Regions from separate parts of the Homo sapiens genome. Here region 1 is linked to region 2. A link is an interaction called in ENCODE POLR2A ChIA-PET data of the cell type or tissue named here. Cell type or tissue: HepG2. All regions are shown on one strand. Each heading gives the region's core, and the rest is flanking DNA. Links, peaks and the distances in the headings are about the cores only. Region 1 overlaps TP53INP2 (tumor protein p53 inducible nuclear protein 2). Region 2 overlaps PIGU (phosphatidylinositol glycan anchor biosynthesis class U).

The links. ChIA-PET counts read pairs that join two places held together with the same protein. Peaks named below come from ENCODE experiments on the same cell type or tissue, not always from the same donor. Only the 100,000 strongest peaks of a DNase experiment are listed, where the experiment ranks them.
Region 1: POLR2A ChIA-PET joins it to region 2 with 11 read pairs; 8 of 35 experiments call an interaction of 5 or more read pairs at or near these places.

Annotation. Positions count from the first base shown.
Region 1 is chr20:34,706,153-34,718,192 of GRCh38, reverse strand. It overlaps TP53INP2 (tumor protein p53 inducible nuclear protein 2), which reads right to left. Exons shown (of 5, transcript NM_021202.3): 3 at 9,330-9,502; 4 at 8,669-8,957; 5 at 4,757-8,135. The coding sequence starts at 9,453. The coding sequence ends at 7,886. NCOA6 (nuclear receptor coactivator 6) reads left to right here. Exons shown (of 15, transcript NM_014071.5): 15 at 2,828-3,419. The coding sequence ends at 2,871. Among named protein-coding and RNA genes, the nearest start is that of TP53INP2, 7.8 kb to the right of the region's middle. RefSeq lists silencers at 7,995-8,164, 8,415-8,674, 8,715-9,274, 9,374-9,668. In HepG2, for the core only: no CTCF peak of the experiment used is centred there; DNase peaks (open chromatin) are centred at 4,612 and 5,522.
Region 2 is chr20:34,615,477-34,627,516 of GRCh38, reverse strand. PIGU (phosphatidylinositol glycan anchor biosynthesis class U) reads left to right here. Exons shown (of 12, transcript NM_080476.5): 7 at 11,378-11,475. Among named protein-coding and RNA genes, the nearest start is that of PIGU, 56 kb to the left of the region's middle. In HepG2, for the core only: no CTCF peak of the experiment used is centred there; DNase peaks (open chromatin) are centred at 4,324 and 5,676.

The DNA of each region.
Region 1 (12,040 bases), core at 3,084-8,083, 91 kb before region 2:
GGAAGTATGAAAGTTTACATCCTTCTCCCCACCAACCACAGTATCCAAAAGATGAGGGTTTTTAATGGTGTGTTTGTGGGTTTTTTTGCAGTTTCTAGCACAAGTCATTTGTTTATTCCTGACCCCACTCATTGATTCACGCTCAGAGGCAACCTACCAGTTCATTGGGTGCTTCGGAGCAGTGACAAATGGGAACAAGCAAGGAAGGAGGGGGAGCCTGAGGTTGCTTCTCCCCCACACCCCACTACCCACTTCTTTTCCCAGCCACATATGTTTCTCAGACATACCACTTGATCCTTCATATCACAACAAGGGAAAAGCTTCCAAAGTTGACCTAGTTAATGAATGTTTTGCTGAGGATGAACACTGTCAAGACAAAAACCCTGCCTATTTTTACTGCAAATGACAAATTTGCTGCAGTGAAAATAACGCTTGAGATTTGGACCTGAAGAGTTGATTTTAGGGAGTTATGTGGGCTGTGTGAGACTCTTTAATTTACATGAATTAAAATAAAGAACACCATTATTAACATCCTGGCAGATTAACTGTCTTCTGATTAGTAAAAGACTAATGAGTAAATCAGAAAGACTGATTCTACCACATGGCACAAAAAAAAACATGACCTTTGAGAAGACAAACATACTGAAATTTCCACCAACAGAGGCTTGAATGAAATTACTGTACTGGGCACCTCTTGGAAATTCATCTAGACCGCACTTCTTTTTATTTTTTTATTTTTTTTGAGACGGAGTCTCAATCTTGTTGCCCAAGCTGGAGTGCAATGGCGCAATCTCGGCTCACCACAACCTCCACCTCCCAGGCTCAAGCAATTCTCCTGCCTTAGCCTCCCGAGTAACTGGGATTACAGGCATGCACCACCACACCTGGCTAATTTTCTTTATTTAGTAGAGATGGGGTTTCTCCACGTTGGTCAGGCTGCTCTTGAACTCTTGACCTCAGGTGATCCACCCGCCTCAGACTCCCAAAGTGCTGGGATTACAAGCATGAGCCACCACGCCTGGCCTAGGCCTCACTTCTTAGCAGTCACCTTAGCTAACAGAGTAGTGAAATTTTTCCTTACAATCTACATATTTATTAGAGTCTGGGTTCACAAAATATTATGATACAAAAGACAAAGGAAAATTTGCCTTGAATACAACCTAACATGCAGTATCAGAAAATTCAGCCTAGTTACCAGAAATGGGTAAATCTGATTCATCTTTTGTATTGATATATTAGAAGCATTTTTTTTCTCCTTGATGAGAAGTAATTTTAGAACATTATTTTCATATTAAAACCAGAATATGAAATAAAGGTGACCTTTTGAAGTCAATATGAGATTCTAAAGAAGTGTTTACCTTTGGAGAGCTTCAGGCTATTCACTGTACTCTGCCATAACTTTGTGTAGAATTTTTTTTTTTTTTTTAAATAGAGATGGGGTCTCTGTCACCCAGGCTGGAGTACAGTGGCATGAACATAGCTCACTTCAGCCTTGAACTCCTTCAGCCATGAACTCCTGGGCTCAAGTGATCCTCCCACTTGGTCTCCTGAGTAGCTGGGACTACAGGCATGTGCCACCACACCCAGCTAATTCTTTTCTTTTTGTAGAGATGGGTTCTCACCATCTTGCCCAGGCTGGCCTCAAAACTTCTGGGCTCAAGTGAGCTTCCTGCGTCAGTCTTCCAAAGTGTTGGGATTACAGGGGTGAGCCATCACACCTGGCCAAAACGTTTTTAAGAAACACAGTTTAAGTCTGGCATAAGATTAAGTTAAAACACTGATAGTACAAGAGAAACTAAAGGAATCAAAACATAGTCATTTCCCTGTATGTCACTGTCATTCTGTGTGTAAATCACTCAGTTCCCACCTCCTCCATGAAGCCTTCAGGCTCACTTGGGCTCAGAGCAGGCCGTTGCTTATTCTGAATTGCATTCATGACTGTATGTATCCACAGTCTTTTTTTTTTTTTTTTTTTTTGAGACGGAGTCTCGCTGTCTCCAGGCTACAGTACAGTGGTGGGATATCGGCTTACTGGAACCTTCACCTCCGTAGTTCAAGCAATTCCCCTGCCTCAGCCTCCTGAGTAGCTGGGATTAAGGCACACGCCACCACGCCCGGCTAGTTTTTCGTGTATTTTTAGTAGAGATGGGGTTTCGCCATGTTGGCCAAACTAGTCTCAAACTCCTCACCTCAGGCAATCCGCCCACCTCGGCCTCCCAAAATGCTGGGATTACAGGCGTGAGCCACCACGCCCAGCCTTCCACAATCTTGATATAACTGGCTGGGCCATAGTAGACCCTCACTGACCAAGGCCCATGGTCATGTTGTTTAGACCTTGACTATAGCATGACAAAAATGGTTCCTTACTGTGAAACAATAGCTTGGCTCCAAAAGGGATCCCAAGGCAGGTTTTTTTTTGCATTCTAACAGAATTTACTCATTTGCTTATGGCATTACTCGTTGATTTCTCACCAAAAGCATTGTCAGTCTGTCTATTACACTTCGTTTTATGATGAGAACTGGTGAGGGAAACAGTGGGTGAATTGCCCAGCTACAAAGGCTCTCTCCACCCTGCACTTTCTCTAGTCAGTGTGCTTCATCGCCACCACCTCTGTCACATTCCAATTCTGCCCAATGCAGGACCACACCCTCTTCCCACGTAAGTCATCAAGCAAAGCCTGTGACTCTCTCCATTCAGAGCACCCCTTAGACAGATTCTGAGTTGAGTAGGGCTCCCCTTAGGTCTGCCCTGCTTGTTGTGGACTGTCTAAAGGGCACTGCTGTAAAGAGTTACTTCCACTGAACATGTCCTTTCTTTCCCCCACAGACATAACCAGTGCGGTGCAATCCAAGCGAAGAAAATCCAAGTAAACAAGCAGGACTGCGACTTGATACTTGGAAATGTGTGTGACTTTTACAAAGAGCAATTTTGAGCTGTGACTTTTTTAAATCAATTTCTGTACAGTTAGTAATTTTAATAATGTGGCCCTTTTCCTAGTCCCTGCAACCTGTTTCATAAAGTGCAATGGGGAAAGCAGGACTGTTGAGCCCTTTTGGTGTTGCGAGTTGAAGTTCAAGGTTTCTAAAATGTTGTCTTGTATTGAAAGGAGCTAATGCCATTATAAATGTTACTAGTTTTCACATTTCCTAAGCAGCCTAGAGTACAGGGTGAGCATTTTTAGATCTCCTAATGATGTATTGTGCCGTGGAAGTACTGTGTGTGAATAGCAGTAGTGGGGGCAAAAGCAATCTTCTCATTTGGAAATGTTGTAAATAATTTTATTATATAGTGTTTTGGATGTATTTGTTGTAGAAATGGACCAGTGAATAAAGAGAATCTAAGGATTTGTACAATGTGAAATAACGTGTTAAATAAATGTCATTGTCATAGAACATAAAGTTATGTTATTGGTAAGGGATTTTTGGGTGATCAGCTCTTTCTTTGGACCTTAACTAAGCAGACACAGCCTTGTGGATGGAATTCCTATCTAGTCCTCATTGAACCTGAGATGCCCGCCTGGCAAGTTGAGGAAAATGTACATACTTGCTCCCTCACCTCATTCTTGGCTTTGAAGAAACTAGCCCTGTTCAGCACTGTGCCAGGTATTTTGATATATATTGCTCAGATTTCTTTTGATGCAAATAACAAAACCAACTTAGAGATCAATGGCCACCCAGGATTTTCTAGGGACAGGAAGCTGTCAGCAGCTGAGATGGCACTTTTTCACCATGTCACATATCTGCTCCTCCATTTGCATGGTGGATTGCTCCAAAACAATTGTGCTGACATCTCCTCCTTGCAGGAGGTAAGCCCAAACTGGCCTGTAAGATTGTGCCAGCATCAAGAATCTAGTCCAGGGCCGGGCATGGTGGCTTACACCTGTAATCCCAGCACTTTGGAGGGCCTAGGCGGGTGGATCACCTGAGGTTGGGAGTCCGAGACCAGCCTGACCAACATGGAGAAACCCTGTCTCTACTAAAAATACAAAATTAGCTGGGCATGGTGGCACGTGTAATCCCAGCTACTGGGGAGGCTGAGGCAGGAGAATCGCTAGAACCCAGTAGGCGGAGGTTGCGGTGAGCCGAGATTGCGCTATTGCACTCCAGCCTGGGCAATGAGTGAAACTCCGTCTCAAAAAAAAAAAAATCTAGTCCAGTTTAGGTCAGGTTTCCACCTTTAGTTCTGTGGTTAGACAGAGCAGCTCCCAAATTAAAGGGGTCATTTTGTGCTGTATATTTCAGAGATGTCCACTACATTTCACTCTGGCTGTCCTTCTTCAAAATGTGTGTAGTCTCCAAAGCCAGCTGCTTCTGCCCCACCCTACCTGCAACTTGAGGAGACTCTGATGCTTGGGGCCCTGGCCTTGTCTCAGCCTGGGCTTCAGCCTTCTGCTGCATCTCCCCCAGGATTAGACTTCATCCTTTCCCCTCCAGTGGCTACTTGCCCTTGCTCTAACCCAGTGCCTGAGACCACAAGGATGAGTTTGGTCATTCTGTCATGCTGTTATTCTCATCTCTATTTCAGCTGTCTTCATGTATGTGTCTTGCATTGTAAGGATCCTCTAACAGTAGTCATTTATGAGTCAGACCCCATTGTCTGGCTCTGTTCCCAGTAAGCTTATCTCCCCTCTTCCTCTCCCATATGACACACACACCAGAACCAAGGCCAGCTTTATCATAATATCCTATGCCACTACTGTGCTTAAGATTACAAGATGCTTCTCATACTTAAGCTCAACTCAGGCAGAAAGGATCATGTGCTTTAAATATATTTTTATTTGTTTTTCTTTATATTAATTTTTTTCTCCCATAGAGGAATAGCATTACAGTCTAACAATCAGAATTCTGTTACACACATACACAGGCATGCCACATGACCCAGTTGAGGTGGTTGTCTCCTTGAGTCTGTTGACACGTCACATGGTCAAAGTCTCCTCATTTCAGCCAGTCTCAACACAAAACACCCAACAGGGATGCACTCAACTTGTTGGTTCCATGTGGAACTAGGTGGCAGGGCGAGAGGGAAAGTAGTAGAAGGGGGCTATGGTGTGTCTGCATTCAGTCCCCTCACATAAAGCCACATGGATCTAGGGGGGTATCCAAGAGCTCTGGTGGGGTCCGTGTTGCACCTAAGACATTATAGGTCAGAGCAAGTTGCTCAGAGGGTTCCAGGCAGGGGGCTGGGGAGCAGGCATACTCTAAAACAGCACCAAACTGCATTCATACACGGTGCCCTGCTGGGGCTAGACTGGCAAAGGCTGGAAAGACACCCAGCTTGAAGGAACCACTCAGACTTACTGGGGAATAACTGGAAGTCACTGTTTGATGTAACTGGGACTCACTCTAGAAACGGGTCCCTCTGACAGTTTTGGCAAAGTGCTGGTAGTACTGACATTAATACTCACAAATTGATACAAACTCCTCTAGGGCCTCAGAAAACATCAATCAAAACAGACTCTCTAACCCCCTCCTAAGGTTGCATAGGACTTTGAACTCTGGTTCCCTCATGTATTCAAGTTCTGTGGTTTAAAAAAAAATCCTGAAGCATGCTCAAGGTGAAAGGCACGTACACAGTCAATACAGTATGACAAGGGCTGATGCTTCAGGAGTCAGACTAGCAGGAGACTGAGTAGTGTTGGTTCTTAGAAATCTATACACAATTAAAATATTGCCACACTCAAATGCTACAGAATCTATAGGAAAGGTACAAAAAAATATGAGCCTTGCAACCAAGCAGGTGAGAGATTGGGTTCTAGAATACAGGAGCCTCCAGAAATATAGGTAAACAAAAGGCCTTTTAAAATTTGAGCCAAATGCCCTATAACTTAAACTCTTCCCCCACCAGAAGGATCATGGGCACCACACAGGACTGAGCCTAGGTCCCAGCTGGCAGTGAGGAGTAGGCAAGAAGGGTTGGAGGGAGATTCAGCTCTTGGAGGTGCCGAAGACCCTAGGCTGGCTGTGAAGTGCCCAAGTGGTAGCTGGAAGAATAAAAGCAACTAGGTTCTGAAGGAGAACTTGGGAGAGGAGCAAGGCTGTCAACTACTGGGGCCCTAGTGGACTGGCGTGGGAGCTTTGATCCGTTTTTAGTGTTAATTTGGCTTATTCCCTGGAATAGGAGACCCCATCAGGTCTTCCTCTGTCCTCATCCCAGCATCCATGGGGATACCCCATCCCTTCCCCACATACCCCCCATGAGGCCTGGGGCTATAGGGTCAGGGAGGGCAGCTGCCTTTGCCCTCATGGGAATGCAGAGTTTTCTCCAAGCTTCAGCTTGGCTGTGAGGCCTGGAAACCTAGAGTTGGGGTGAGGGGAGGACCTATGTTCATAGGTACCAAGAAGTCTTAAAAGTTCCTAGGAAGAGTGAGCACACACTAGAAAAGGACGGCTAGAAAGAGGAAATGGGAAGCAACTCAGGGCATCCCAAGAGGCTGTTGCTGGTGTCTGAGCCCAAAATTCAGTCTCACCACAAGAAGGGGAGGCTGGTGGCCCCTGCCCCTTCTGTCTCCCCCAGGGATTCAGGTTCCCTCTTCCAGGTATTTACTGGAGGAGAAGGGGAGGGGGATCATAGGGTACCCATTTCTCCCCAGCAACCTAGAAAGAAAGAGAGGCCTGTGGGAGAAAATGAAAAGAGGCCCCCTGAAGGCCCTGAACCTGGATAGGAACAATTTGCAGATTGAGACAGTGGGAGTCCTGGACTCCTACTCAGGACTGCTGGCTAGCCATACTGAGCAGGGTGTGAAATACAAGGCCAGAGGCAAGGTGAAGACTGAGCTGTCAGCCTTGGGATGGCTTCACCCCATGGTGTGTCCTCCAGCATCACTGCTCTGCACGCTGACCTAGGGTGTGTGCCCTTTCCCTGCCTAGAAGCCCTGTGGCCTGCATGTCTCCTAAGCTAGTTCTAGCACCTTGGGCTTGTGAACAGACGGCCAGGATGGTAGGGCCTTGCCCAGCTTCTACTCGGGTGACGTGTTGGGGGTAGAGTGGCAAGGTACTAACTAAGCCCTTCAGATTTCAGGGCCTGCAGAAGGGTGGATTATAGAAAAGGGAAGTGGGGGCAGACTCCAGGCTTCAGCCTGGGAGCAGGGTTTGGCCTCTCTGAGCAAGCACAGTGCACACTCCCTTGGTGCCCTGCTCCCTGCAGCTTCTCAACGTGTCTGTCCTGTCCGCATCTCCAATAGGCTGCCTCGTTCCCTAGATTCCCTCCATCTTCTCCCTCTAACTCACGTCTCACAGTCCTCTTCTACATACTGTACCTTTCCAGGCCTAAGCAGCTCCACAGAGTACCGCCCCCAAGGCAGAAGGAAGGGGAGACTAAAAGCAAAACCCTGAGCCCTTACTGGAGGGCAATGACAGCAGCCCAGGCTGCACAGGCTCTACCTGGTCAGAGCTGGGCTCAGGGTCCCCACCATTTGGTAGGGAATTACTGGGAATGAAGAATAAGGGAACAGGAGTGAGTGTAATGCCAACCATGGGATAGTGTGAGACATGTAAGGTGGGAGTTGAAGGTGGGGAATGAGCCAGATCAGGGACTGGAAGAAGCTTTCAGAAATAGGGGCAGGCCAGAGGTAGAGGACTGGAGGGCAAGGGTGAAAGGGAGAGACAGGGATGGGGACCAGAGAAGAAAGGATGGAGGGGCCAGGAGTAGGGGGCATGGATGATTAGATGCTGGGTATGGGGACCAGGAGTGAGGGTGAAGGGTGAATGGGTTCAGAGGCAGATTAGAGGATCAGAGATGGGGAAATTGAGGGTGTCGGGGAAGGAACGGCTATCACCCAACCTCACACGCTTTAAGAAGGGAGGTTTCGGTGTCCAGCCCGAGGAGTCGGAGGAGCCCGACAGGGATCGGGATCGGCAAGGGGTTCGTGGCGCGGCCGGTGGACGCTCAGTAGTTGAACTGGCGCTGGCACGGCTGGTAGATGAAGCTGCTCTGGTTCTTGGACCGGCGCGGACGGCTCTCGCGGGCTCGGTTCTGCCGCTGCACCGCCTTGGCGCTCAGCGCGTGGCGCTCTGCCCGCTGCCGGGCCCGCTGCAGCCGCCGCACCTGGCCCGCCTTCTCCAGCAGCGCCGCCCGCGCTGGGAGAGGAGCGGCGTGGCGCGCGGCCCGCGGCTCGCGGCGGGCGGGCGTCAATTCCCTGTGAGGACAGAGCCAGGCTCGGTCAAGCCGGGTAAGCTGGGCGGGGGGTCTAGAGGGCGCTGCCATCTCCCACCCTTGCTTCGGCTCAGTTCTGTGTCTGTTCAGATTGGGGTGCCCGACGCCCTTCTTGTGGGTACCAACCCGGAGGTGCCTCCTCGGTTCTAGCCCTTAACAGGTAAACTGGACCTCGGGGGAGACTGGACCCCCACCCCCTATTCCACCCTTGCCTTTCTGTTTAAGTCCCACTCCCTAGGCGCTCCAGCCACGCTCCTCAAGCCTCCAACCCCGGCCCCAGCCTCTTGGCCACGCCCCTCCCTCTCAAGCCCCGCCCCTCCGTCCTCAGGCCCGCTTCTAGCCTCGCCCGGAGGCCCACCGGCCCCCCACTTTGTCTCAAAGGCAACCCTCCCAAGGCCGCTACCCCCTCGAGCGCGGGGCGGGCTCCTGGCCCCACTACCCCAGCCTCCTAGCCTGGACCCTGGCCTCCAAGATCCGTCTCCCTGGGCCTCCAGGCTCCGCCCCCGGCCCGCTCACCCTTCGCTGAGGTCGCCGTCAGGCAGGGCCGCGTCCGGGAGCGGGGAAGGGGACCCGGGCTCTAGCACTATGGTGCTGCCGGTGACGTAAACGGACATGCTGGGGTGCTCGATGAGGAGGTCCTCCAGGGGACTGCTCTGGAGGCGGGCGGGACCGAGTCCAGGCCCCTCTGCCGTAAAACAGGCGGGAGGGGTAACAAACCAGCTCTCGTCCATCAAGGAGGGCGCGGGCGGAGGGCGGCCCGCGGGGGCAGGGGCGGCCCCGGGGCTGGGTGGAGCCGCGTAGCTGTCTACGGGGCGCGGGATGGGAGCCGTGCAGAGGAGGGGAGCAGCGAGGAGGCACACACACACACACACACACACACCGGACAAGGGGGCGGGGAGAGAAAGGGCATCGTTAGTCAGACCCGCAGCCCGTCCGCAGCGCCCCGGGGCACCCACGGGCCAGGCGTCTCGCCCTGCTGCCCTAGGGGACCTGACGTGCGGGCCTCTCCTGGGCCGCCAGGAGAGAGCCCCGGCTTTCATGGGAAGGGGCCCCGTGACCCCACCTCCAGTAGGCTTGGGGGACTCCCCCGTCCCCCAGCAGCGCCCTTCCCCTCCGCTGCTAGGCCATCTGCCCTTAGAATGACTTCACAGGCCCAGGAGACAGACCCAGGCCTCACCCGGCAGGTCAATGATGAGCCAGCCGTCCACTTCATCCTCCTCCGACACGAAGGCGCGGGGGCAGTCGGGGTCTTCGGGGGGCGAGGGGGTGCTGAAGAAGAGGCTGGAGAGGCGCTGGAACATGGTGGGGGGCGAAGCGCCTCACGGGGGCGCCCTATGGCAGTGCAAAAACCTGGGAATCAGAAGGACGTGAGAGCCACCACTGATTGAGGTTCACCCCACTCCTGGCCTGGGGAAGAGGCCAGAAGATATCACCCCCAGAGCAGGGAGAAGGGTACACACAACGGGGATGTGTGCGGACGCTTTGGGAAGATGTGCTTTCTGCATTCAAATCCAGGGTTTTTTTTTTATCTTCTGTATGATTTTAGAAAGTTATTTAACTTATCTGTGCCTTAGTTTTCTCATCTGTCAAAAGACAATGATAATAGTACCTTCCTCCGGGCTCTTATAAGAATTAAATAAGCTAATAATAGTATCCTCCTCCAGGCTCTAATAAGAATTAAATGAGCTATACCAAAGTTATTGAATGAGAAAAAAAGATGGAGGAGGAAGAATTAAATGAGCTAAACACTTATAAAGTGCTTAGAACTGTCTGGGCATATGGTAAGCACTCAACAAACTAATAAATTAGTTATTATTACAGGGTGCTTTAGGAACATAGAGTGACACATGACACAGCTCTGCCAGGGAAGGTCTCCAGAGAATTGGACATCCAAGCTGCACTCTGAGGAGTAAATAGGAGTTCTCCAGGCAGGGAGGAAATTGCCCATATTGTCTGCTTGTTATCATTATAATATAGCTAGGCCGGGCACAGTGGCTCACGCCTGTAATCCCAGCACTTTGGGAGGCAGAAGTGGGTGAATCACTTGAGGCCAGGAGTTCAAGACCAGCCTGGCCAACGTGGTGAACCCCATCTCTACTAATAATACAAAAATTAGCTGGGCGTGGTGGCAGGTGCCTGTAATCCCAGGCTGAGGCAGGAGAATCACTGGAACCTGCGAGGTGCCACTGCACTCCAGCCTGGGTGACAGAGCGAAACTTGGTCTCAAAATAATAATAATGATATAGCTAACATTTATGTTCCAGGCACTATGCTAAGCAGCTTTACCTATATTACCTCATGTAATCCTCACAACAACTACAGGAAGTGGATAATTACTGTCCTTACTTTACAGTTAAGAAATTGAGGCTCAGAGAAGTTAACTGTCCCAAAGTCTCAGAGCTAGTAGGAGACAAAGGTGGGATTGAATCCACACAATCAGATTCCAGAGGCAGCACCCAGAATCACTATATTCTATTGCCTTTTCTGGGTGTCTGTCTGAATTTGATATTTTCAATTTGGTGGCCAGGGGTCATGGTCCATGTGTATTTTTCTGGGAAAAAGGACCTTGGTTTTCATCATGATTTCCTAAACAGCAATCTTTGACCCCAGAGATTAAGAACCACTCCTGGAGCCTGTGTGGTTTGAAAAGCACTGGCCAGCAGAAATCCCATAGAACTGCTACCATCTTACCATGTGATTTGGCACACCTCGGTTGTGTCTGTCATATGAAGTGTAAAGATGGCATGCCGGCAGGCCCTCCCCCCTCTGACCCCCTTTTCCCAGGCTCCTGTTCAAGGGCAGCATCCAGGGGTAGGAGGAAGATCAGGTTGCTTGGGCTCAGTGAGACAGCAGGTCAGTGGGAGGTGATGATGAAGGGAGGGAGCTGTCAGTTCCCAGGAGCCCTTAAGGATGAGCACTGAGGGTTGGACCCAGACCGAGGTAAGCCCTTAACCAATCCTTCCCTGGGTGAAGATGAAGAGGGAGGCCCCCTACTGCAGAAATGGAAACACCAAGGTGGTAGCTCTAGATCTACCCCCTCCCCATGCCAGCCTACCTCAGGACTAGAGCTTGGCTGGGGGCTGCTGGCCATACTCCCCCAGTACCTGAAGCCTGACTGACTCTCCACACCTGTTCCCTAAAGATGCTCAACGGTTTTGCTGCTGAGACACTTGTCACCATTCTCTAAGGGTGTTTCCACACTTCCTGTAGAACTTCCTGGGGGCATGTCCAGACTTCCCTGAAGGCATTTCTCCTCTTTCTGCTAATCCACCTGCAGTATTGCCATGCTTATTGCTACCTCCCCCATTCCCTAGAAATGTTTTCACACTTGCTGCAGAATCACCTCACTTCCATACCCTGAGAATATTTCCACATCTGCAGACTCACAGTAGGCTTAAGATGCTGGCTTCTCTGGTGGGATGGGGGTGGGAGATCTACAGGGATTAAGAAGGTGGGGCCACCCCCAACTAGTGTCCACCCAGCACAATTCATGTATCCCAACCCATATGTAGCCACAGGGAGCTAGTGACTCCATTACCAAAAGCCCAGAAAGTTTGGCCCCTCTTGAAGGAAGGGAATATCGAGGCCTTGATGAGGCACATCCTCCTTCCAAGAACCTACTAATTCATGGAATATGAAAGAGAAGTTAAGAGCTGTTTCAGGGACCATCATATTCACCCAGCCCATTTTAAAATCTGATGATCAGAAAGAAGACATAAATCTATCCAAAAATACATGGCTAGATAGTGGCAGGGCAGACCTAGTCCCACGTTACTGTGCATCCAGTCCAGAGTGTACACAGTCAGGAAAGACTCAGCAAACAATCCCCAAGAATACAATGATGCAGGGGTACAGGGAGGTGAAAAAGACCTTGACCTAGCCACACCA
Region 2 (12,040 bases), core at 3,201-8,200:
TGTAAGTAAGTTATATGTATCTCTTTCACAGCCATGGTTTTTTTTTTGTTCCACAGAGCAAAAAAAATTTTATATCACTCCAGACTTTTGTTTAATGAATTCATAGACATTTTCGTAATGTTATATACATAATTTTGTTTTACTTTTATCACTTATTTCATATGAATCATGTCTGACATTGGTCACATATTTGTCATTTCCTTTAAATTTAAATTTAATTTTGCAAGTAGTTTAAGCATTTGGTAAGAATAAAAGAAATTCAAACCTATAAATTGGAAAGGAAGTCTTTCATCACTCTGCTGCATGTCCACTTCAGTTCCTCTTGCGTATTTGTTATGAGATCCCAGCGCTTCTCTTTTGTTGGACATTTGTTTTCCATTATTTGCTACTATAAATAGAGACCCTCACAAACAACATTTCTAATCTGTTAAAATATTTGAAGAGTTCTATTTTAGCTAGGTCTCTGAACCACTCCAGCTCTTTGAGTATTTTAGTAATCTCTGCTAACAGTATATATAATATAGTTAGTTCAGTTATAACTTCTGCAAGTTATATTTCTACAGTTCACATTTTACCACATAATATTAATAAAATTATTTAATAAAATTAAGGAATAATTTACTTTTTATCCTAAAAAAGAAAATATTTGAGAAAATTCACAAGAAAAGGAATATAAATCACTGAAAATTATGGAAAAATATTCAACTCATGGATAATTAATAAAGAAAAGGCAAATTGAAATTTAAAAACTTTTGAAAGCTTTTTTTGTTTTTTGCCTCTGAAATTGGTAAAGATTTTAGAAGCTAATTCTCAGTTCTGGCAAATGTTCTATCAAATAGATATTCTCCCACATGGAAGTTGGCTGATAAATTTGTACAACCATGGGCAGTCTTAAAATGTTTGGAGTTTTTTTGGCCAGGCGCGGTGGCTCACGCCTGTAATTCCCAGCACTTTGGGATGCCGAGGCAGGTGGATCACCCGAGGTCAGGAGTTCATGACTAGCCTGGCCAACATGGTGAGACCCTGTCTCTACTAAAAATACAAAAATTAGCAGGGCGTGGTGGTGGGCACCTGTAATCCCAACTACTCGGGAGGCTGAGGCAGGAGAATCGCTTGAACCCGGGAGGTGGAGGTTGCAGTGAGCCGAGATCACGCCATTGCACTCCAGCCTGGGCAACAAAAGCGGAGCTCCGTCTCAAAAAAAAAAAAAAAAGTTTGGAGTTTTAAAAAATTTTATTCATTTATTTTTCTAACACTATCCACCTGGGGATAAAATGTTTGTAGTTTTGATTTTTATTCTACTTTTGAGAACCTATCCTAAAGTAATGCAGAAATAAAGACAGAAAGCTTTATGGTACAAAGTTATTAATCGCAGAATTATTTATAATCACTGGAAAAATTAGAAAATACTTTAGAGAGGAGTGGTTAAGTAAAATATGGTTTACCCATGTAGTAGAATATTATGCACATGATATTTAAATATAATTTTAAACTACATGAAAATAAATGTTTTTTTAAACAATGTAAAATTGTGTATGTGTGTATATATATATATATATTATATATATGTATTTTTTTTAATCTAATTTTGTTTTTTGGAGACAGGGTCTTACTCTGTCACCCAGGCCACTCAGGCTGAAGTGCAGTGGCACAGTCATAGCTCACTGTAACTTCACACTCCTAGGCTCAAGTGATCCTCCCACCCCATCCTCCCATGTAGCTGAGACGACAGGCATGCACCACCATGCCTAGTTGGGTTTTTTTCTTTCTTTTTTTCCTTCTTTCTTTCTTTTTTTTTTTTTTTGAGACAGAGTCTTGTTCTGTTGTCCAGGCTGGAGTGCAGTGGTGCAATCTCGGAATTTTAAAGGTTTTTTGTAAAGACCATATCTTGCTCTGTTGTCCAGGCTAGTCTTGAACTCTAAGCCTCAAGCAATCCACCTGCCTCAGCCTTCCAAAGTGCTGGGCTTACAGGTGTGAGCCACTGTGCCCAGCATTTTAATGAATCTCAACTATGTTAAAGCAACAAAAATAGTTAGAAAATAGATCCCAAAAGGATAATACTTGTTCCTGTAGATTAAGTTCATGGGTGAGTTTTATTTCCTTTTCGTATAGATATGTAGTTTTTTTTTTTTTGTTTTTTTTTTTTTTGAGATGGAGTTTTGCTCTTGTTCCCCAGGCTGGAGTGCAATGGCACAATCTCGGCTCACCACAACCTCTGCCTCCCGGGTTCAGGTGATTCTCCTGCCTCAGTTTCCCGAATAGCTGGGATTACAGGCATGCGCCACCACATCCGAATTTTGCATTTTTAGTAGAGACGGGGTTTCTCCATGTTGGTCAGGCTGGTCTTGTACTCCTGACCTCAGGTGATCCACCCGCCTTGGCCTCCCAAAGTGCTGGGATTACATGCGTGAGCCACCACGCCCGGCCTCATATGTTTTTTTTCCAAAGTTTCTTCAGTGAGTACATAATTAAAAACGAAATTAAATTAACTTGATTGATAAGACGATAGGGGCAGTGGAAGTAAACTTAGCAATGCTCCCCAGACTTCCATGGAGCAGATACACCACAGAAGGGAGTGACCTTGTTTGCTTTGTCCCCTTGACTCTTGCTGCTTGCTTTCCCCTGGCTTCCTTTGTGGCAGCCCAGGGTTGCCTGGGACACTCTGAGAGATGCAGGCCAGGACAAGCCTCGGGCCATTGTATTGTGATGTCCTTATTGTAGTGTTGGCTGGGGAACACAGGTCTTTGGGCAGGTTGATATTAGTTTAGTGGAGCAGCTTAAGTTTCGCTTTGAAGGCTGTTGCTTGGGCAAAGTGTACTCTGCCTTTCAGTGAGCTAATTAAAAACTCCTTCCTTGGGAAGTAGTCTTCATTAGGCTTTAAAAAGGAAAACAGACAAACAGATGCTAATAGATGGTCCTGCTTTTTCACCATTGGTGTTTGTCAACAGCGAGATATTCTTGAAGTTTGCCACCTAAGGGTTCTTCCAGCTTTCCTTATGCCACCAAAAAAGGCCATGTGACAGGACTTGCTTGCCAAGGAGAAAGAAGGATCAGTGCTATCAGAAGGTATTCAAGCATGATTAAGAGCCCAGGCTGCTCTCATGTTAGACAGATCTGGTGGCTAATCCCAGCTCCACTGTCTCCTGGCTCTATCACCTTGGGCAAGTCACTTAACAATTCTAAGCCTCAGTTTCCTTATCTGCAGCATGGGGATGAAAGAGTGTCTGCCTTATAGAGTGAATATAAAGAATGAATGGTATGGAGGCGTGTAATAACTGCTCAGATGGTATTGGTTGCTATTTTTAATAGTATCCTCCCTTTTAAAAGATCCCTCAGATCACTCGAGCCCAGGAGTTTGAGTGTAGTGAACTATGACCGCGTCACTGAGCTCCAATCTAGGCAACAGAGTGAGACCATGTAAAAAAAATTAAAAAATAAAAGAGACCTCATGATTGTTAGCATCCTTATAGGCCTTATAGGGAGACCTGGGAGGTTTCAATGAGGTTCTCTTCCTGGAGCCTAGCCTTAGAGGAACAATGGAAGAGTGATGATCCTGAGGCCTGGTGATCCCATCACTTCGAGTTGAGGTTCCTGTAGGCCAAAGCCCTGCCAATGGAAGGAGTCATAGAGGACTCAAGGACTCAGTTTTTGTCAGGTCAACCCAACTTCAAAGCCTGCTTATTCTAATTACCAGCTCTGTAGCCTTGAGCAAATCATGCAGCCTCAAGAGCCTCAGTTTGATCCCAGAATATCTACCTCCTAGAGATAGTGGAGGAATAAATAAGAAATATAAAATGCTTAGCGTGCTTCCTTAGCAGAATCCACTCAATAACTAGTTGCTCTGCCTATTGTTATTTTTATGGTGCTTGATTGAGATCAAGAGGGTGGCCCAGTGATGCAGTCAGAACATGGGGTCTGAAGTAAAACCATTTGGTTTAAATCCTATTGCTCTCATTCACTAGTTTCGTGACCCCAGACAAATAACTTCTCTGTCTTTCAGTTTCATTATCTGTAAAATGGGGACAGTAATTGTACCCACTTCATGGAATTATTGAGAAGACTAAATGGCTTAAGGCAAGTAAAGTGCTTACAGTCATGGCTGGAACAGAGTAAGTGCTCAATAAATTATCATCGTTATCACTGATATGTACGGATTGCTCTGAGAGAGGCTGCCCCGTTAAAAGAACACACTTGGCAAGGAATGTAATACATTGGCCCTGCCCCCAGGATCTCCTCCTCCTCCTGGGCAGTCTCACTTGTTGCCCCACACCCTGGTGCAACTTCCTTTTCTGATAGTCCTGTGGGACCTGAGCCCTTTTGACTACATTCCAGTGCGTTTCTGCCTGTCTTGGTATAGATCATCACCTGTGACCCAATCTCTTTATTCTCTGATTACTCCACTTGAAGTCCCTGTCCTGAACCAGTCCCCATGGCCCCACCTCATTACATTCCTGCTCACTCCTGTAGCTGTGCCACCCACCCAGGCCCAGATCGCTGTGAGGTGCAGTCCCTGGAGGCAAAGTATTACCCCCGGTCTTGCTGAGGCTTTTGGCCCCCACCCTGACACAAATAGAGAGTTAGAAAACATAACATATTCAAAGCTAGATTGAGTAGATAATGAAATTTCCTGATACTACAGCCAATGTACATACACATTTGACTGATTTACTCTAATATCCCTAGGATAAGGCTAAATATCAAGGCTTATATAGAAAGCCTAGTGCCTGTGCATCTGGGCTGCCCTAGCAAATGGTAGGTTATATCATTTTGGGGTAAAACTCTTAGTCCTCTTGGCACAGTTCCTTCTGGTTAGGCCAGCGTGATGCCCTAGCTCTTGCCCACATGAGGCTGCCATTTCAGACATGATTTCAGGTATCCTGTCTGGGCCTGTAGGTAGATGTTTTTGGATGACTGTGCAAGCTTAGCCCTCCGTGATCTGACTCCTACCTGCTTGCTGAGACTTTTTGGATTGTAACTTTTTTTTTGTTTTTGTTTTTTTTGAGACGGACTCTTGCTGTGTCTCCCAGGCTGGAGTGCAGTGGCGTGATCTCGGCTCACTGCAACCTCCACCTCTCAGGTTCAAGAGATTCTCCTGCCTCAGCCTCCCGAATAGCTGGGACTACATGCGCCCGCCACCACATCCGGCTAATTTTTGTATTTTTAGTAGAGATGGGGCTTCACCATATTGGCCAGGCTGGTCTCGAACTCCTGACCTTGTGATCCACCCTCCTCGGCCTCCCAAAGTGCTGAGATTACAGGGGTGAGCCACCACGCCCAGCCGGATTGTAACTTTTTATTGAAGTATGACATATATACGGAAAAATGTATAACTCATTAGTGTACAGATACGTGAATTTTCACGAAACGTTGAGTAACCAGCACCCAGATTAAGGAAGAGTGGTACCAGCATCCACGGGAGCCCCTTTTGTGTTCTCTTTCCTGTCACTCCTCCCAGCTCTTGCCCTGTTTTGGCTATATTGAGCTAATTACAGTACACACAGCCCCACCCCAGCACACCATTCTCTCTTGCCCTCCAACCTGTGCACAGCCTTGGACTGCCCAGCCTCACCTACTCATTGTTCAAAACTCAGGTGTCAGCTTCCCCTGATGGGCTAGGTCTGCTTCCTTTGTACTTTCCTCCTGTATTTTGTAATTGTTTACTGGGAGCTCCCTGAGGACAGAGACTATCTGAGTCACCAGGTTTCCTGGCACCCATCACACTCTTCGTATAGAGCAAACTCCAGAAATGTTTGCTTATTGCACAGTTTGTTTAAAATATTTGAAGTCACTTCTCACTTTCCTTGATCTTCTCTGACTCTGCCCCAAGCACATATCATTCCTCCTCTGCCTTCCTAACTCCTTTTTACCCCTTCAAGCTTTTTTCAAAACACATAGCCCTTTCTGAGTCTCCTGCCTGCCTCCATACTCACCCTCACTTTTGCTCCGGCTGTGCGTCCGCCCTGTCCACACCTGTCCCAGCATCCCACACTCAGACTTCCCACACACCAACCTACTGACTGTTGCAGCACTGTGTTTCTGCCCCCAGACTGCAGGCCTCAGCCATGCAATAGTTTACTCCACAGAGAGCATTCTCTGTGCCAGCCCTCTGCCACAACAAACCCTCAACCACTATTCTTCAGGCTCTGCTTTATTTGAGTTAGATTTATTTTGTGCTTTGCCTGTGTTCATGACTCTGTGTATTACACTTCATAAGTTTTTCTTCCTCAAGAACATTGGTTTCCTTTAATATTCTCATATTTTTAAAAAGGATTTCATATGTATTGCTGAATGATATTCATTCATTCATTTCTTCATTTGTTCATTTATCACATGTGCCAGGAACTGTACTAGGTGCTGGAGAGCCAAAGTTAAGATAAATGTGTTGCCCTTGAGAAACTCACAGAGAAATGGGGAGAGAGAGAAACATATGCAGATTATTATAAGATAGCATCAGTATTAGGCTTATTAACACAGGGATTAAGAGTGGGTACCGGAGTCAGCTATGTGGTTTTGGTCACATTACTGAAGCTTTCTGTTTCTGTCTTGATTTCTTGACCTGTAAAATGGGTAGAATGTGTGGTTTTTATCTCAGTAAAGCTGTTCTAAGAAGCAGAAATAGAGCTTTCACAGGGCTGTTGTGATGTTTCCTGAGGACCTTTTTGAGTCAGGAACTGTTTTTTTTGTTTTTTTTTTTTTGTTTTTTTTTTGTTTTTTTTTAGGTGGAGTCTTGCTGTGTCGCGTGCAGTGGCGCGATCTCGGCTCACTGCAAGCTCTGCCTCCCGGGTTCACGCCATTCTCCTGCCTCAGCCTCCCGAGTAGCTGGGACTATAGGCTCCCACCACCATGCCCGGCTAATTTTTTGTATTTTTAGTAGAAACAGGGTTTCACCGTGTTAGTCAGGATGGTCTCGATCTCCCGACCTCGTGATCCGCCCGCCTCAGCCTCCCAAAGTGCTGGGATTACAGGCATGAGCCACCGCGCCTGTCCAAGTCAGGAACTGTTCTTGATGCAGAGGATACAGTACAGTGCCTGGCACCTAGCAAGTGATCCATAAATGTCAACTATAATCAACGGTTGTTACCACCTTTGCTTGGGCTCATAGACAAAGTGACCTTTCACCTGGCTATCAAACGAATGCTTTCTACTAGAAAGCGGGCAGAGAAGGATGGCTTGGGCAGAAGGAATAGCCTAAGAACAGACACAGAAGAATGAAACAGCATGATGTTTTCAGAAATTGGGAATAGTCCAGTGTAGCTGGAGGACAGGGCGTGTGTGGAAGAGTGGTGAGAGGTGAAACTGGAGAAATGAGACCCAGTGGTGAAGGGTCTTGTTTGCTGTTGGAGTTTAGACTTAACCTGATAGATGAAATGGAACCATCAGAAGTCTTTAAAGACTGGCTAGCCACAATCTAAACTGTTTTAGAAGGTTCCTTTGGTGCTTCTGTAGATGGACTTGGATGGGAGGTGGTTGGGAGACCGCTAAGGAGGAGGGGGAAAAGCTGCTGGAGAGAGATGACAAGAGCAAGAACTGAAAGGATAAATGCTCCAGGGGTGGATCCACAGGGCTTGGTGACTGGTGGAAGGAAGAACATGGGAGCTGAAGGGTGAAGGGTTGCCAGGGTATCTGGCTAGATGTTGATGCCAGTTACTGACAAAGAATAGCAGGAGGAACAGATTTTTCCTTCCCAAAGACTACTTCAGTCTATGGAAGGAAGACTGCTTCTTCCTGATCCTAGGAGCAAGTATTCTAAAACTCACAAGTCCATTTGGCTAGGCTGTGAGCCTCTTTTTCTCTCTTGGGCCTCATAAACAGTCAGTTTCAGACAAGCAATTATTAACCTCAGGCAATTAGGGCAAGAGATGGCTGTGTTGATTTCACTCCTTGTGTCTCCTCTGGGAGAGACAGGAGAAAGTCATGTGTTTGTTTTCACCATGCTATAGGAATGGATGGAGTTGGAGCATTAGCCTCCATCCTCTAGTAACAGACACATGGGCCTCTTCTCTCGCCTGCTTTCAATCCGTAGAGAACCAGGTTAAGTTAAAAAGTTATTTTCAGTGTTTTCCCTCTCTTGGCCAGTTTCCCACCAAAAAATCATTCAGATTTTTGACCCAATCAAAGAATCAATCCCTAGCCCACCCTAGCTGTTGGGCTCCAGAACAGCACCTTTCCTACTACTGCCACTGCCCTATCCCAGAGTGACCTGGTTCTGAGTTTAGAGTCTGTGGCTCAGCAGATGTGTGCTTGCCACTGCTGGTGTCACAGCTTAGCTGGGCGTGATCCTGTTCCTACACAGTCATATTTATGAGTACCCTGGATACAGGACATCATGACTGGCACTGTCAATATGGCGAGACAGCCCCCCTTCCCATAGAATTCTGTCCTATTACTTCTAGCTTCTCTCTTTCTCTGCCTCCCTTCTACTTTCTGTCAACTAGGGTTGTTCTAGCTGGTGAGTTTCCTTGGTTTGAAGAATAAAGCACACAAAGTTCTTTTCTCTCCACTCTCTCGTCTGTGACATTGTCACATTTATAACCGTCTGTCCTCCAAGGTAGTTTTTAGATGTTTCAAGTATACAGACCACTTTGGTGGTGAAAGATCTCATCAATAATCTCTTCCTGTTTGTCTCTAGAGCTGGATTAGCAGAGGGGTAAAACTCCTTGGACTGGAGTGACTAGTTCCTCCTTTTATGAAACACCATTGAGAGGATGTGTTATTTTTATTTTTTTATTTGAAACAGGGTCTTACTCTGTCACCCAGGCTGGAGTGCAGTGGTTCAGTCTTAGCTCACTGCAGCCTCAACCTCTAGGGCTTAAGTGATCCTCCCACCTCAGCCTCCTAAGTAGCTGGGACCACAGGTGTGTAACACCACACCCAGCTTATTTTTTTATTTTTATTTTTGTAGAGATGGGGTTTTACTATGTTGCCCAAGCTAGTCTGTAACTCCTGGGTTCAAACAGTCCTCCCACCTTTGCCTTTCAAAGTGCTGGGATTACATTTGTGAACCACCATGCCCCGCCTGTTATTTTCAGTAAATAGTTGACCCCACACTAATGAGAGTGAGCATGGGTATTGTCATTTTAAAAAACATCATTACAAGACACCTGTTGGGCTTTATATCTTGGACCATCAGTTGCATCCTACTGATTTCTGGGCCACTTGGAAACTCCTGTTGTAAACTAGGGCTCTCTATCCTTAGTTTTAGAGTATCCTGTTGTCTTAAGCCATCTGAAAGGGAATAGCTATTTTTTCAAAGAAATTAGCTTTTTTCTAATGACAAAAACAAAGCATGTTCATTTTAGAAAGTTTAAAAAATGCAGTGAAGCAAAAATGAAAAATTGTTCATAATTCCACTACCCAGAGATAACCACTATAAACTTTGTGGCCTTAGGTTTTAGTCTTCTATTTATTTATTTTATTTTTTTTGGTAGTCCGAGACTGGGCAATTTACGAAAGAAAGAGGTTTAATTGAACTTATAGTTCCACATGGCTGGGGAAGGTCTCACAATCATGGTGGAGGGCAAAAGGCATTTCTTACATGGTGGTGGCAAGAGAGAATGAGGAAAAAGCAAAAGCGGAAACCCCTGATAAACCATTAGATCTTGTGAGACTCATTCACTATTACGAGAATAGCATGGGAAAGACCAGCAACTCCCATGATTCAATTACCTTCCCCTGGGTCCCTCCCACATTACATGGGAATTCTGGGAGATACAATTCAAGTTGAGATTTGGGTGAGGACACAGCCAAACCATATCATTCTGCCTCAGCCCCTCCAAATCTCATGTCCTCACATTTCAAAACCAATCATGCCCTTCCAACAGTCCCCCAAAGTCTTAACTCATTTCAGCATTAACCCAAAAGTGCACAGCCCAAAGTCTCATCTGAGACAAGGCAAGTGCCTTCCGCCTGTGAGCCTGTAAAATCAAAAGCAAATTAGTTACTTCCTAGATACAATGGGGGTATAGGCATTGGGTAAATACATCCGTTACAAATAGGAGAAATTGGCCAAACCAAAGGGGCTACAGGCCTCATGCAAGTTGGAAATCCAGCAGGGCAGACAAATCTTAAAGTTCCAAAATGATCTTCTTTGACTCCATGTCTCACATCTGGGTCATGCTGATGTAAGAGGGGGGTTCCCATGGTCTTGGGCAGCTCCACCCTTGTGGCTTTGCAGGGTATAGCCTCCCTCTCAGCTGCTTTCACAGGCTGGTGTTGAGTGTCTGTGGCTTTTCCAGGCCCACGGTGCAAGCTGTCGGTGGATCTACCATTCTGGAATCTGGAGGACAGTGACCCTCTTCTCAGCTCCACTGGGTGGTGCCCCAGTAGGGACTCTGTGTGGGGGCTCCGACCCCACATTTCGCTTCCGCATTGCCCTAGCAGAGGTTCTCCATGAGGGCTCCGCCCCCTACTGCAAACTTTTGCCTGGACACCCAGGCTGGAGTGCTGTGGTACAATCTCAGCTCACTGCAACCTCTGCCTCCCAGTTTCAAGCAATTCTTCTGCCTCAGCCTCCTGAGTAGCTGGGATTACAGGTCACCACCACTACGCCTGGCTAATGTTTGTATTTTTAGTAGAGACGAGGTTTCACCATGTTGGCTAGGCTGGTCTCGAACTCCTGATCTTGATCTGCCTGACTCGGCCTCTCGAAGTGCTGGGATTATAGGCGTGAGTTACTTTGCCTGCTGGCTTTTCGTCTTTTAAAAAATGTTTGTGCATTTTTTTTTTATAAAATAAATGATAATATATGTCTCTTTTATAAACTTCATTTAATAGGATATTATAAACACCTTTCTAAGTCATTGCAAATTCTTAATAGCCTCATGTTTAATGATTCCATAGTAGTCCATTTTATATAGGAAGTGAGGACATTACTAACAAAATTAATATACTTTCATTTGAAAAGAAAAAACGTGACCTAAATTGATGCAGCAGGTAAGGAAGGGCTGTTGTAAAGAGTGATAATGTTGCAACAGTCAAAGGGATGGGTTTCCAGCTCTGGATATCATAAGCAATAATTGTAGGCTTAATAAATTGGTACATTAGATAGGACATGGATGTTAATAGACTTGATCCCTTTATACATCTTCGGGTTGAAATTTTGTAAAATCGTTCTGGGTCTCAAAATTTTATAAGAATTATGCCTGTAGTGTCTCAGGTTGCCAAAGGTAGATGGTTTTGACTTTCTTGGTTTCCTTTCATTGGAAATCAAGCCAAGAAGCTCTTACTGTGTGAATTTGCATAGCACCTTGTGTACCAGGAGGCACTTGGCAGGTGATTATTTGAGCAGTTATGGAAAGTTTTGTGTTGAGAGGGACTTGCTGAGTCTAATCATGATTGATGAGGCTGGATTATTCCATACATTTCTTTCTTTTTACAGGCAGTGCTTTCCTCAGTGCTATTTTTCTTGCCTTAGCGACATACCAGTCTCTGTACCCACTCACCTTGTTTGTCCCAGGACTCCTCTATCTCCTCCAGGTAAGCACTTGCTGGTCAGAAGCCAGCACCCAAGTGACATTTAATACATGGCCTGGTCCCTGCTGGGGGAAAGGAAGGGCACGGGTTAGTAAAGGCAGTGGGAAGCTTGCTCCCAGTTGAAAATATAAACACATAGAAACTTGACTAACTTTAAACAAAGTGGACTTAATTATCATTAAGTCCCAACTACAGTAGACCTCCCCATGTCTGCAGGGGATATGTTCTAAAGCCCCTAATGGAGGCCTGAAACTGCATTTGGTACTGAACCCTACGTATACTATGTTTTTTCTGTCGAATAACTGAGACAACTACTAAGTGACTAACAGGCAGGGATACACTAGACAAAGGGGTGATTCATGTCTCGAGTGGGACAGAGCAGGACGGCGTGAGATTTCATCACACTACTCAGAATGGTGTACAATTTAAAACTTATGAATTGTTTGTTTCTGGAATTTTCCATTTAAGGACCACAGTTGACAACAGGTAACTGAAACCATGAAAAGTGAAACCTCAGATAAGGGGGGCACTACTATATGCATATCCTTGGGAATGTATAAGTGCATTT